Regions from separate parts of the Mus musculus genome. Here region 1 is linked to region 2. A link is a loop called in an ENCODE intact Hi-C map of the cell type or tissue named here. Cell type or tissue: heart. All regions are shown on one strand. Links, peaks and the distances in the headings refer to the core of each region. The heading gives the core; the rest is flanking DNA.

Region 1 (7,078 bases), core at 1,259-6,258, 110 kb after region 2:
CATCTCCTGGGTCGTGAAAGGGCCTGGAACAAGGGCATCAAGAGGGGTCAGGAGGTGGCTATGGCATAGTCAGAGGGCACTCTAAGATCTGCTTGAGCAACATGGAGTCCCAGCAGCCTGCTACCCACCGCTACCTTGGATTTCCCCCTGTGGGTCCTTGTAGAACCACTTTCGGGCAGCGCCATGGCTGAGGGGAAGGGCAGTGGCAGCTGTGGAGTGGCGGAGGCCCTGGGTTTGCATGGCAGCGGTGAACTGCTCCTCCTCCAGGGAGCTGTCCTGCAGGGAGGCCACCAGCTTCTCTGCCTCCTGGAAGTCAGGAAAAGAGGGAGTCTGAGCCGCCTGAGGAGGCTGGGCTTGAGGGCAGGAGAGGGACCCTGTCAGACAGATCTGGGACACATGGGGCAAAGGGCTCTGCAACCCTGGAGGGGAGCCCCCGCAGCATGTACAGACAACCCCAAACCTGCTGCAAGTGCTTCAAGCCTTCTTCGTCTTCTAGATCTCCAGGTGGGCCAGGAGGTGAACTGATTCTAGGACTCAGAGACAGTCCCCTCAACTCGTCACCTAGGGAGATGGGAAAGTAGGGAGGGGCAGAGAAACGAACAAGATGGCTCCTGTAGCTGCTAGGAAAACAGGCTCTTGCCACAACTGCACTTCACTAGCCACGCCCATCACTCCCCTCTGCACGGCTCTTGCCAGCCTACCTTCAGCAGGAGGCAGCTCTTTCTCCACTGCCTCACCACCCTCCTCATTTGTCGTCCAGAGAGGACCCAAGGCTGGCAGTGAAGACGGTGAGCTGGAGTTCTCTGGAGGCGGCAATGGGGTTGCCTCCTTCCCTCCTGGAAGAAATAAATACGTGATTACCAGAACTCCAACCGGAAGAGCTAGGGCCAAGGAGCCAGCTTGATGGATAAAAGGGCTTGGTTCCCAGGCAAGAGGACCTGGGTGAAATCCCAGGAACCCGTAAAAGCCACTTGTGCTAGTGTGTGTCTGCAATCCCAGTTCTCCTATGGAAACACGGAAAGGACAGGAGATCCGCCATTAAGTTTGTAAGCCTAGCTTGGCACAGACAAAGAACAGAGATCCTACCATATACAAGGTGAAAGGCAAGGACACTTGTCCTCTGACCTGCCCACATACACAGGAAAAGACAACTGCAGGGGGTGGTATCTGAGGCAGTGCAAGTCAACACGTGTGACCTTGGGTAGTGAGTCTATCCTTCTGACTCTGGTCAAGCCCTAACCAAGCACGAGCACAGACATAGAGAACCACGCAGTCCACACTAAGCACGCTGGCCCTGGTCCTGCGCTGAGAGAGGGGAGGACCTACATGTGGTGAGGGGCTGTGTGCTCACACCTAACAAAGATTTCTCTGCACACCTGCCTGGGCCCGCCCCGGCCCGCCACCCACCCCAGCACACGTGCTGCAGGCTAGAGGACAACCTGGTGGAAATGGTTCTTCTCCCCTCTCTCCTGTGGGTTCCAGGGATTGAACTCACAGCATGATGCTTGGTGGCAAGCCTTTCACGTGCCAAACCGTCTCACCACTCCCGCCTGAACGTTTCTAAGCGGCCTGACCTGACACATGGGCGGCCAGTCAGCAGCCAGCTTAGCAACACATCTCTGCCAACTTGCCCCAGCCCGAGCTTCTCAGGCCTTGTCCCTGCACCGCTATGAGGGCTCACCTGCCTCAGGCCTCTCTTCATCCACCCCTTCTGACGGCTCCTCCTCCTCCTCCTCCTCCTCCTCCAGGCCCCGGAAATCAAGCTCCTGCTCCTCAGGGATGGCTTCCTTGGGGCCCTTCTGTGTGGGGAGGGCAGAGTGGACACAGTGGGAGGGCAGCCAGGGGGCAGCTGCCACCACCCCACTGGCCCCTGAGATGAGTACCTTAAGGGGCAGGAAGGCTCCGGAGGCATCGAAAGTGCCCATCTCCTCATCCTCATCCTCCAGGCACCACTCGGGGAGCCCATCCTTGTCATCTTCAAAGCCATCGAGCCCCCGGCATCTCCGGAGGTGAGAGTTGCCGCCCCCAACCCGCCCATCCTCTTCACCACACCCTCCGCGCTCCCCTCGCAAATCAAAATCAAACTTGCGCCTCCGCTCCCCATGCTCCCGCCAGCCAGCAGAGCGGGGACCACCATCTGAAAGAGAAAGTTGGAGAAGGGCAAAAATCCTCTAGTGCCCAGCCAAGCCAAGCCCCACCTTCTCCAGTCCACCAGGCTTCCCCTGGGATCTTCTTGTTCCTCGCGTGCATGGCACCTCTTCCCTAGTATCGCCAGGATATCCTGACCCCACCTAGCCCCCATCTTACCAGGGCTGGTGGAACGCCAGCGATCACCATCTCGCCGGGGTCCCGCCCCAAGTCTCCAGCTGCCATCATCCTCTTGCTCCTCTCGAAGTGAGCGCCAATTCTCACTGTCTGAGCGTGCATGCTCCTTCCTTGGGCCAGCCCCTCCCTCCTCAAAGCCAGACCGTACTGGCACAGGGGAGACAAACAGTAAGCATGGATGAACCTCAAGAGAGCTTACTCCTATTAGCTCCCCCCCCATCCCCCTACCTGGGAACCCCACCTCCACTGCCTCCCGACCATGCTGGCCACCATCATCAACACGCTCATACCTCCATCCCTCCTTGCAGGCTTCTCAAACCGCCTCTCGCCTCTGTGAAGAAAGGCGTCGGTCAAACATCACCCTTCCCCAGGGGGTGCTAGGCTGGGTAGACACGACCCAGGGGCTCTGATCAGGGCTGGCCTGCTGGGTGTCTCTGGTCCCTCTAGTCACCCTATTCCAGCTCAGTGGCACTCCTCCGTTCTGCCCGTCTCTCTCCATCTTGTCATCCCCACCTGTCATCCCAGCTTTGGCTTCGCTGGATCTCCCGAGGATTCCTTCCGAAGGCCCCATCGCCTTCCTCAATGCTTCTTTGGTAAAAGCAGCTGTCACCACGGCCTCGCCCTGAAGAAGAGGGTTTACACTGGGTCTGGGACCCTCCAGTGTCCCTCTGTATCCTTGCCACCACCCACTCCAACTCTGCCCACCTCCTCCCCTAAAAAATACGAGGAGTCGCTGTCTACCTCGGCTCCGAGTGCTGCCCCTGCCACGGGAGGTGGCAGGCAAAGGGGGCCCAGCCCCTTTCCCCATCAGTCTCAGCACAGCCACACTGTTCACCGACAGCGAGAAGTTTCTCTGAGGAGGGAGCCAGGGATGGCAGTGAGGACCGTCACCCAGTCAGCCCCCATCTTCCCAAGCCCAGCCCCTCCCTCCTCCACCCTAGGCCCAGCCCCACCTGCTCCTCCTCAGTCAGAGGCTCCAGAGCCAGAGGTTGCAGCGGTTCCTCTTGTAACACTGCAGCAAACTCCTTGTCCTGTAGTTCCTCCGGGACCTGGGATGGGGCAGGAGGCCCAATATATTAACCACTCAGAGGCAACTCACAGATAAGGCAAATGGGCGAGGGAGCTGTGCTCCATCCCAAACCTCACCTTGTTCTCCTTGACATAGAGGGCCAGCATCTCCTCTCGCCCATAGCGGTAATCTGCCAGCTTGTATTTGGGCATGGCAGGAGATGGGGGTGGAGAGGCCACGCTGCCACCACTCGAAAGGGCTCTCAGCCTAAAACAGGTACAAAAAAAAAGGGGAGACGGAGGTCCACGTGGCCCTTCACCCCTACACCAGCTTTTCCCCTGGACCAGAGCTTAAGTGACCCACCACTCAGGCCCAAAGTTGAGTGTCTCTGCTGCCATTGTGGAGCTTCGATGCTTCTCAAAGGTCAAGGATGAATGGCAGAGACAGGACCAGGAGAGTACTGTCCAAATACCTGTAGGGTCACAGACAAGTCATGAGTAAGCTGGTGCAGGGCAGATCAGTCATGGCGCCAGCACTTTGCTGGGCCAGTGACAGGCCTCCATCTAGACGGTGAGACATTTTGGCATTGAACTCACCTACACCAGACAGGTGACCACTCACACCATGAGTTAACCAAAGCTGAGTCAGGGTAGGGGAGAGTCCTAGGGAGTGAGGGAACACTGAAGCCTGAGCCCCTTCCAGCTCAGTGGGACGCCCTCTGGTGGCCCAACACTCACCTGACAGTTCTGTCCAGGGAAACAAGGGCTCTCTGGTCTCACAGGGGCCGGGCTGCGCTGAACTAGGATCCCCAAGCAACTAGCTCTAGCCTCTAAGTGCCTGGGAGAAACTTTCACATCTGGGAGAGATCCTTAGGGAGAAGAGGAGGAAGAGAGAGGTTACCCCAGTGAATTAGACAGTCTCCCAGCCCCTGGCCCACAGCTGCCGGGTACAGTGCACTCAGGAGAAGGGACAATGTGGTCATTGGTCAGAGGTGCTCTCATGGGATGGCTGAGGTAACCAGTGTGCCCAGAATACAGTGAGGATTTTCAGCACAAAACTTAAGCCTGCTTTGTAATGCCCATGTTTGTAATCCCAGCACTCAGGAGACAAAGGCAAGAGGACTGCAAGTTCCTGGGACAACCTGGGACAGCACACAGTAAGACTATTCTGAAACAATCACTGGACTGGGGATATAGTTTGGCTGGGGGTGGGGGGGCACTTATTCACCATACTTGAAGCCCTAGACTCTGCCCCCAACACCACACCAACAAGGAATATAGCACCCGGCTTTGATCCCAAACACTTGGGAGATAGAGAGAGGCAGGAGGTTCAGAAATTTAAGGTCACTTCTGGCTACATAAGAGTTTAGGGCCAGCCTGGGCTATATGAGACCCTGTCTCAAAAAATAAGACAGGCAGGCATTGGGGCCGCTTATGTTCTATAGAGGAATGGTCCATTTTATAAAGCAGTATGACAAGCCTTGGAACAAGCCAACTTCTCTAAAGAAAACTTAGGGCATCTGTCTGAGGGGGCTGGGTTTCAGCACAAACTAAGCAGACAGGACTTCCAGAGCCACAGGTACTCACTCCACTCACGGTAGGCTCTGAGCAGGTGGGTGTGGCCACAGGAATAGGAACCAAGACCTAAACTCCTACCCTACATCAACAACTGCCCCTCAGAAAAAAGGTCAAGGTGGGAGCAGGGTTCTCAGGTTGTGGCTGGCGGAAGGCTCCCTCACCATATGGGAAGAGGCAAGTTCAGTCTCTAGTGGCTAATGAGGCAGCAGTGGCAGCAACAGGGCAAGTTCCTCTAGGGTCCTGGGTAGGAGACTCTCAGGAAGGGCAGAGTAGAGAAGGAAGGACAGGCAGTGTCCGGGGGGAATACGTGGGTTTTTTATCACAGGCTGGGCAGGAGGCTGGACCAGTGTGCCTCTCCAGTCGCCATCCGCTGCAGGACGCCAGGAATCTAGAAGGAAGAAGAGAGTGTCCACTAGAGGAGTCTAGGAAAGAGGGTCTCCTCAGTAACTAAACCAAGGCCCCATGGCAGACAATGGGGTGACCCAGAATCTCAGCACCCCAGAACTCCCAAGCCACAGTGAGGTAAGTGTCTTAACTACAAGAGCCTGGGCTAGCTCAGGCTGCACACTCCACTCCCCCTTCCCGACCCCAATGACTGCACTAGATTCAGGAGGGCTCCACAATCACCCTGAGGGGAGCTGGGACTAGGCAGCCCTTAGGGGCTGGAGACGACACTAAGGAGGAAGAGTGCTCGCCTAGCTAGCACAAAGCCCTGGGTTTTACCTTCACATTGCATGAACCACATGTGGTAGTACACAAGGATCTAAAGTCTAAGCTCCAGCCGGGCGTGGTAGCACACGCCTACACGCCTTTAATCCCAGCACTCGGGAGGCAGAGGCAGGCGGATTTCTGAGTTCGAAGCCAACCTGGTCTACAAAGTGAGTGCCAGGACAGCCAGGGATACACAGAGAAACCCTGTCTCAATCCGCCCCCCCCCAAAAAGTTGGATACACAGAGAAACCCTGTCTCGAACCCCTCAAAAAGTTTAAGCTCCCCACCTCCTCACCCCTAGGAAAAACAAAATAAACACTAAAGGGGCTGGAGATGTCCCTCAACAGCCAGACACTTGCCAGCACGCACAAGGCTCTGTCTGGCTTCAGCCTCCACAACTGCCACAAAGGGACCTGGGGCTGGAGAGATGGCTCAGTGGTCGAGAGTACTTGCTGCTTGTCTAAAGGACCTGTGCTCAGTTCCCAGCAGGAGGGAGGGGGACAGGGGACTAGACTCCAAGAAAGATAACCCCTGTAGGATGTTTCTTACAGAGTAGCCAGGGGTCGGGGCAGGTCAAAGTCAAAGACCTAGAGTTGGGACTGATGGGGCTGCCCACAAACACTGCCCAGGTCTAGAGTTTCAGCTGGGCCCAGAAGGATGTGGACATAGCCATGACAGCTGAATAACACTACACGGATTAACACAGAGAATTACACACCTAAACAATGACTAAAGTGGGGCTGGAGAGAGGGCTCGGCAGTTAGGAGCACTGGCTGCTCTTCCAGAGGATCCCAGTTCAATTCCCAGCAACCACGTGGCAGCTCACAAATGTCCAGTAATTCCAGTTACAGGGAATCCGACACCCTCATACAGACATACATGCAGGTAAAACACCAATGCACATTAAAAAACAATTAATGCCTAAAGTGGTAACTTTACTTTTAGTTTCTAGAGAACGCTTTTGCCTCAGACTCCTGCGTGCTGGGATTATAAGCATGCACTACCACGCCTGGCTCTTGCTAATCATTTTATTTCTGAATTTCATATGTGTTTGGAGGTGGTGGGCAATGATGATGGCATGTGCCCTTGAATGCAGGCACCCAGAGTCTTGAAGAAGGTGTTGGGGCCCCTGGAGCTAGGGTTACAGGTGGCTGTGAATCACCTGACATTGGAGAAGGAAATCACTCAAGGGCCTCGAGAGTACTGCCTGGACCTAACCACTCAGCTAACCACTGAGCCATTACACCCACAATCATTTAAAAAGCTTTAGTGAGGCTGGTGGCATAGGATGTACTTAGCATGGACAAGCCCTGGGCTTCAATCCTCAGCATTTATTCAAAAAATAAACAAACAAACAACAAAACCCTACCATCACAACAAAAAATTTTGTAGGGCAGGGTAGATGGCTCAGTCAGAAAAGTACTTGCTGCACAAACTCAAGAACCTGAGTTCACGT
Region 2 (7,078 bases), core at 1,220-6,219:
TAAGGTCCAACAGTATTCGCTTGCAATCCCACCACTGGAGAGGCAGGGACAAGTGGGTCCTTGGTGCTCGTTGGCCAGTTGACCAGTCAGCCTAGCTGATTCAGTGACCAGGCCAATGAAGAGACTCTGTCTCAGAGAGGCAAAGTGGATGGTACCTGAACAACAGCTGGGGTACCCCCAGCTTCCACAAGTATGTGCACACATATACAACACATGCATACATATAACCTACATTCATGTGTTCATAAACCTGGCCTCCCTGGGGGGACAATAAGTCTATAAACCAAAGCATATTATAAGCATGACCAGAAAGGCAAAGAGAAGGCCAGAGGGACACAGCTGGAGAAGCCCAGACTTGGGAGTGTAATAACAGACCATAAACATACTCTTTAAATTCACATATGAAGCTACACGTGGTGGCTCATGTCTGTGATTGCAGCAATCAGAATGCTGAGAAAGAAGAATCCAGGCCTCTCCAGGGGTGGGACTGCAAGCGAACACGGCCATATCGGGCTTTTTATTCAGAGTTCAAGATTCAACTCTGTCCCACCCAGCAAAAAATCGGACAAATGAAGATTTCTCCTGGCAGCGTACAGGAGGGTCTATAATTCTGCGGTTGTGTGTGCTGAGATGTCAGGAGAGCTGAAAGGTGGGAGATCACACAAGGGGGCCTTGCTTGTAAAGAGAGTCAGAGGGATAAAGAGGAGGCTCACACTGACTCCACACACATGAGGATCTGAGTTAGATCCCGGCACTCATGTAAAACACTGGCACGAACATGACCTGTGACGACCTCAGTGCTGTGGGGGGGTGGGAGAGGAGCCGGCAGAAATGAACTGGGCTTCTGGGCTGCCAGGTGGGGTGACAGAGCAGCACCCCAACATCCTCTTCTGGCCTCCATCTATGCATGCACTCACCCCCCCCCCAAAAGCAGAGCCTGGCTAGGGCTGGATGCGACTCAATGGGTCTAGCACACAGCAGGCTCTGGATGTGATCCCAGCACAAGAAAGAGAAGTTGAAAACAACAGTAAGGTGATAGGCAGGAAAGGTCAGGAGGAGAATGCAGAAACCTCTGGGGGACCACAGGGAGAGAGAGCCCTTCCTCCTAGCGTCAACCTGTTTTCAACATAGGGAAGAAATCACGAACAGAGATACCCTGGCTTTTGGGCTTAAGTGAGACCCTGATACGTGGCCAGTTTTTCATGAGCCTCCAGGACCAAAAGACTAGAAACACTCAGCTTCAGGCAGTCAGGGAGGGGAAGGCAGAAGGCTAAGCTGGAGCTGGGAACCAAGTTCTCAGAGTACTTAAGGTGCTTTCATTGGGGTTCCCTGGTCCCCAGGCTGGCTGCCCTTTTCCAACCTCAGCACCGTTCCTCTGCCTGAGGCCCAGGGTCTTTACGTTTACTATGAGCAGAGCAAGGAGCTGAGGGAAGAAGCTGACACCCTCTTATCTCAAAGACTGGCACACTATGGCCGTGGCAGAGGCACTAAGCCCACAGTTCCCTCCAGTGTGGAGACACAGACCACAGACCCCTAGAAGCCACATTTCTGTTTGTTCTGGTCAGCATGCCCTAGGAGGTGTCTGGGTATTTTAGGGGAAACCCAGGCCCGAGTGGTTGTGAGCTTCTTTAAAGGTCCTCCTTCAGTAGGGGGCAAAAGCTAAGAGGAAGACAAGCTGGGGAACATTCCCCAAAGGAAATGTGTCTTGTGACAGGAAACGGAGTAGAAACAATCCATTAGGCTGTGGCTTGTACATCTGTCTCTCAGGGATAGTAGCCTGATGCCCTGCAAACTGCTTTCTCGTCTTTGCTCCTGCCCCACTGAACACAGACTGAGCTGATATGGGAAGAACAGTTCCGGAGACGGTGGGAGGCCCGCATCTGGTCCTCCACCCATGCCCAACACCTGCCTCTTCCCTTTGTGCTCACAAATGCATAAGTGTTATGCATGCATGCATAGGAGTGCAGACCAAACTGGGATTGGGTAAAGAGTAGAGGAGCAGAAGTCAGGGGCGGAAGCAGCCCAGGCTGGAGGAGGCAGGGCTCAGGGGCACAGGATGTGGTCTGTGGGAGAGTGATCGACACTTCTCCTTTGCTAGAACTTGCCCTGCCCCAACCCAGGTCTCTACTAGCAGGTCACGGGAACACAATCCTTGGTTCCCTCCACGGAGGGAACATTCAGGAAAGACAGCGAGCAGGAGACACACTAACCCAGCAGCACAATGCTGAAGCACTTAGTCTAGGTTGGAGGGTAAGGGGAGGCAGAGGACAGGGCACCAGGCAATTCTGGGTTTCTGTCATACACACACGCCCTCCCAGGCTAGGAGCTCCCAGCTTGGAGCGAGAAGACAGAGGACGATGGCTGGACATAATGGAACCCACCTGCCTAGAACCTGGGCTCCAACAAGACTGGAGAAGGCAGAGAGGGGATTTCCCACTTCAGCACACAGTGAGCCTGCACCCGGGGGAGCCCTAGCTGCACCCTGGGCCGGAATGTTGAAGGAGGAGATTGGGTTGGGGCAGGAGCTAGGAGGGGCTGGGAGGGCTTGGTAGTTTTCCCAAGAGTCCACTCACTGAGACAGAGCCCTGAGGAAGTAAAGAAAAACATTTGGTCTTGGTCACAAAACAAGCAAGAGGGGGAGGGGAAAGGGAACAGACGGCCAGTGTCACACAGCTGCTGAGGTCAATCTGGAGCTGGGGGGCTGGGGGGACCTAGGAGGGGTAAGCATGGCTCCTGGGGCTCACCCATTCCCAGGACTCATTCAACTGTGTAGGGAAAAAGCATTTAAAAACAGAGAGATTTAAACTTTTTCTCTCCAGAGCTGTAAGAGGAGATTGTGCCCCAGCCAGCCTGGTACAATTGCAGGTGGGCAGGAACCTACTGGAGCAATGTGTTCTTTGATCCAGCTTGATCCAGCCCTGGACCAGATGAGAGGAGCAGAAGGGGCCCTAACACTCCAGCCCAGACTGGGGTGGGGCTCCCGGAATGTAGCCCTCTGTTGTGATTCCCCGCCCTCAGCTGCCAGCCCAAGTTCATAGGCTGCCTCCTAAGCAGCCTGACTCACCTGTCATAGTACAGTCCCCAGTGCCTGGCCATAGCAGACCCAAGGGTAGAGTGTCCATGATTAGTGGGATCCCAAACACACACACACCAGGGTGGGGTGGACATGATTAGAGGGGTCCTGAGGGCAGGGACTGGAGAGTCTCCAGGAGGTCAGCACTCCTAGCTAAGAGATACAATGTCCTTCCTTTCAGCAAGCTGCCTCAAGTTTCTCCCCTAAGGGGAAAGCAGAATTGTAGGGTTCCTATGAGATCACAAACTCCACAGTGACCTCATAAAACCAGGAAGAAGAGAAAGGGGATAGGGGGATAATGGGTGGAAAGTTAAGGGCGAGAGATTCACTTCTTTCACATAGATAGGCTGGGGTGGACGGCGGAGAGGGGCTGGGACTTGGGGAGACTACGGAAAAGCAAGCAGAAACGTCGGGTTGTTAGGAGCGACCCTTTAGGAAAGAGATAACGGGGCTTGTTGGGATTGTGGTGGACGGGTGAGAAAGACGTTGGAAACGACTAAAAGGGTGAAAATGTAGCGATTAATGATAGATTCTACATGGAAGTTTGCTTTAAGGGTTGATCAGATCTAGGGTTGAAGAAGCCAACCAGGTGAGGGGCGGGACCATGCTACAGGTGCGCAATATGCAAATAAAGGGGAAGAGTCTCCTAGAGCTCGGCCAAAAGTGTTCTGTGCACTCTTGAAGCGAACTCATTGTCCAGTGGTTCTTACACAGGGGAGGGGAGGTCGCGGGCTCAATGCCAATCCCAAGGGGCGAGCGTTCAAGACTGCCAGGTGAAGGGGTGGGCCCAATCGAACGCGAGGCGGGGCTATGCAAATGAGGGTCGCAGTCCAGTATGGGTCCCCTGCTCTCTGGGCACCAGCGCAACTCACCAGCCTGGGTGATGTCTGACAAGTCGTAACTGCGGGCCGCGCCCCGGGGGAAGTGCTTCAAACGCCGGTTGGACAAGTTCAGGGTCCCGGTGGCCACAGCCTCCTCTAGGGCTCGTTCTGCGCTACGGCTCCCAGGTAGACCAGGAGACCCTGGCAAGGACACTGAAGCTGCAGCTTCCTCACCCCCGGCGGCGAGTGGGCCCGCTACTGCTGCCGCCATCCGCTCTCGGCGGCTCCCCCTGCCTGACTGACGGCACCGGCCGGCCCTTCTCGCCCTTCCCCCTCCTCGGAGCCGCCGTAGTCCCCACTGAAGGGAGGAAGCGAGGGTCAGGAACTCCGCGGACCAATCATGAACCAGAGACGCGTTAGAAGTGCCCAATCAGAAAACGGCAGGGGGTGGAGCCTCTCAATTCTAGATTACACTGAGGGAAGGGAGGGGTGAAGAGGAGCACCCCGCCAACGGCCGCGGTTCCTGGTCGGCCCGCCCCGCGCAGCGACATCCAATCACAACTCTCGAGGCTGGAGATGGAGCCAATGAGACCCGCCCAGGAGGCGGGGACTACAGGTCTCAACTTTAGGGTATTAGAGACCCAGAGACCACAAACCTGCTTTTTCAACCAAGACCAATTGCAATCTAGATTCAGGCGAGTGACTGTGAAGAAGACCAATTAGAACCTACAAAAGGAACCTGTCCCGGCCTCTTCTCTGAGGGACGGTTCTGCCTACCAATAGCATGGGCTAGGAGGTGCTCCATTCGCTAGACAGAAGGAGGTGGGTGAGCTAGAATTTTTGAGACGCAGGTAAAGATCGTAAAAGGCGCGCGCTGGGCGGCCTGACAGTGCAGGGTTAGGGTTGGGTACTAGCTGTGCTTACTGGGGAGCAAACCAGCATCCGAGAAGTGAGGAAGGGCGAGGGATGCCCCACTCAGCACTCAGGCTGTTGTCTCAACAGAAGGGACCATTTCCTCCTGCGCAGTCTTGAGTCCCTAATGGGAATGCTGGGGATGACCGGTGAGGGGGTTTCCAGTTCAGAGAGGGAAAGTCGTCAGACCTGCCAAAGTCCCCCTGGAGAAGACTTGTGATGGCCAGACCAAACTTTAGAGACTACGAAGGATCTCATGGCCTCTAGAACAAGATCTTTGGGGGTTTTTTGTTTGTTGCTTTTCCGAGACAGGATTTATTTCTCCGTGTAGCCCTGGCTGTTCTGAAACTTGCTCTGTAGACCAGGCTGGCCTTGAACTCAAGAGCTCCTCCTGCCTGTGTCTCCCGAATGCTGGGACTAAAGGCGTGCATCATCACCGCCCGGCTAAGACCTCGGGTTTTTTATAAATGAGGAAAGGGAAGCTGGACAAATCTCAGACCTCCAGTAGAACTCCCCCACACATACTTTCATAACAGACTTTGTCTATTGGAAACCTCTTATTTGAAGCTGGGTGTGGTGGCATGAGCCTGTCGTGACAGTTCTTAAAAAGAGGAGGCAGAAGGATCGGGACTTCGAGGTCAATTCCAGGCAAGCCTGGACTACATAACTCCAAACTAACCTTTTTTAAAAACAAAAACAAACAAACAAACAAACAAACAAACAAAAAAACCCCAGAAAACTTCTTGAGATACAGGAAGGAGTCCCAGATGTGAGAGATAATAGTAAAAGAATATTTTTTTTTCCTTTGAGATTTGCTTTTAGAAGAATGTTAGCGTTTAATGAACCTCCCTGTGTGGCTTCTAGTCATTAGAAAACAGGCATCCCAACACCCTTAATCGCCTCGGCTCTTCCAAGGTTAATCCTGTGGTGAGGCATGCCACTAAGCATCCCCCTTCCCTCTTGGGTGCCTCCACAGCTTACCAATGTGGCTGTAGCTGTGGCTAACATGGCCCCATAATTTCAGTCTTTTTTTCTCAATGTGGGTGGCATGGTGACCTAAAGGAAAAGAGGGAGACTGGCTTTCAGAGACAAGGTCTCCTATAGTTCTAGCTGGCCTCTAACTGGTGATGTAGCTAGGAGTGACCATGAACAACTCCTGACTGTTACCACCTCTCAAGTGCTGGGATTATAGGTGTGCACCCTCATGCAGGGCTCGATTAGAGAGCTTAAAATCTTGTGTAGTGACAGAAGACCACGTCTGCTTTCCGTGTTGCCTGACCACCAGTAACTGAAGTTGCTCTCTCATCTCTGGTCATTCCTGCTATACTGATATGCCTAGACACTAAAGTATTAGAGACTGGGGGCTGGAGAGTGAGTTTAGCTGGCCAATAATGTATATTGGTCTACTTCTGTTCTAAGCACCCAAGAGAGTGGCTCACAACAGCTTGGATCTCCTGCTCCTGGCCTCCCAGGGTTCTCTTCTAGCCACCACAGGCATTGGTCTCACAGGCACGTCCCTCCACCCGTACACACAGGCATACACAATTAAAAAGGAGTCTGGGGAGAGAGATCTGAGAAGCTGTGAGCACTTGCTGCTCTTGCAGAGGACCCAGATGGTATTCACAGCAGCCACATGGCAGTTCACAGCCGTCTGAAACTCCCAGTTCCATGGCATCCAGGCATTTATATGGTACTCATACATGCACGAAACACACACACACAAAGTAAATCTTTTTTTTTTTTTTTTTTGGTTTTTGAGACAGGGTTTCTTTGTATAGCCCTGGCTGTCCTGGAACTCACTTTGTAGACCAGGCTGGCCTCGAACTCAGAAATCTGCCTGCCTCTGCCTCCCGAGTGCTGGGATTAAAGGCGTGTGCCACCACGCCCGGCTAAGTAAATATTTAAAAAAAAAAAAAAGTTGGATGTAGCAATGCACTCCTTTAGTCCCAGTAATCAGGGGGCAGAAGCAGGTGGATCTGTGAGTTCAGGGCCAGCCAAACTCACGGCCTAACCCTGCCTAACCCTAACCCTAACCCTAACCCTAACCCTAACCCTAACCCTATATACTGAGTTTTAGGATAGCCAGAGATACATAGTGAGATTCTGCCTCAAAAAGTAACACTTCAAGATTGGACTGAATAAATGCTCAGAGGGTAAAGGAATGTTCTATTCCCAGGACCCACAGGTTAGGAAGAGAGAAACTGCTCTCAAGCTGACCTCCACCTGTGTGCTACATAGCACTTGCACACGCGCGCGCCTGCACACACACACA

What was found. A loop is a pair of places that touch in the nucleus more often than their neighbours do. Peaks named below come from ENCODE experiments on the same cell type or tissue, not always from the same donor. Only the 100,000 strongest peaks of a DNase experiment are listed, where the experiment ranks them.
Region 1: a loop joins it to region 2, with 1.9 times the contacts of the local background. A loop is called at or near these places in 3 of 42 quality-filtered maps.

What each region holds. Positions count from the first base shown.
Region 1 is chr5:137,515,606-137,522,683 of GRCm38, reverse strand. Gigyf1 (GRB10 interacting GYF protein 1) reads right to left here and starts at 3,804. Exons shown (of 24, transcript NM_031408.2): 1 at 3,698-3,804; 2 at 3,472-3,601; 3 at 3,279-3,374; 4 at 3,067-3,178; 5 at 2,839-2,947; 6 at 2,616-2,656; 7 at 2,308-2,472; 8 at 1,884-2,137; 9 at 1,682-1,799; 10 at 702-836; 11 at 461-561; 12 at 135-306; 13 at 1-23. The coding sequence starts at 3,732. In heart, for the core only: a CTCF peak has its summit at 4,058 (motif pointing left); DNase peaks (open chromatin) are centred at 2,333, 2,573, 2,793 and 4,033.
Region 2 is chr5:137,626,294-137,633,371 of GRCm38, reverse strand. It overlaps Lrch4 (leucine-rich repeats and calponin homology (CH) domain containing 4), which reads right to left and starts at 4,249. Exons shown (of 18, transcript NM_146164.2): 1 at 3,946-4,249. The coding sequence starts at 4,165. It overlaps Gm20605 (predicted gene 20605), which reads right to left and starts at 4,249. Exons shown (of 22, transcript NR_033148.1): 1 at 3,946-4,249. In heart, for the core only: CTCF peaks have their summits at 4,181 and 5,189; DNase peaks (open chromatin) are centred at 2,051, 2,551, 4,451, 5,201 and 1 weaker place; H3K4me3 peaks cover 3,882 bases; H3K27ac peaks cover 4,078 bases.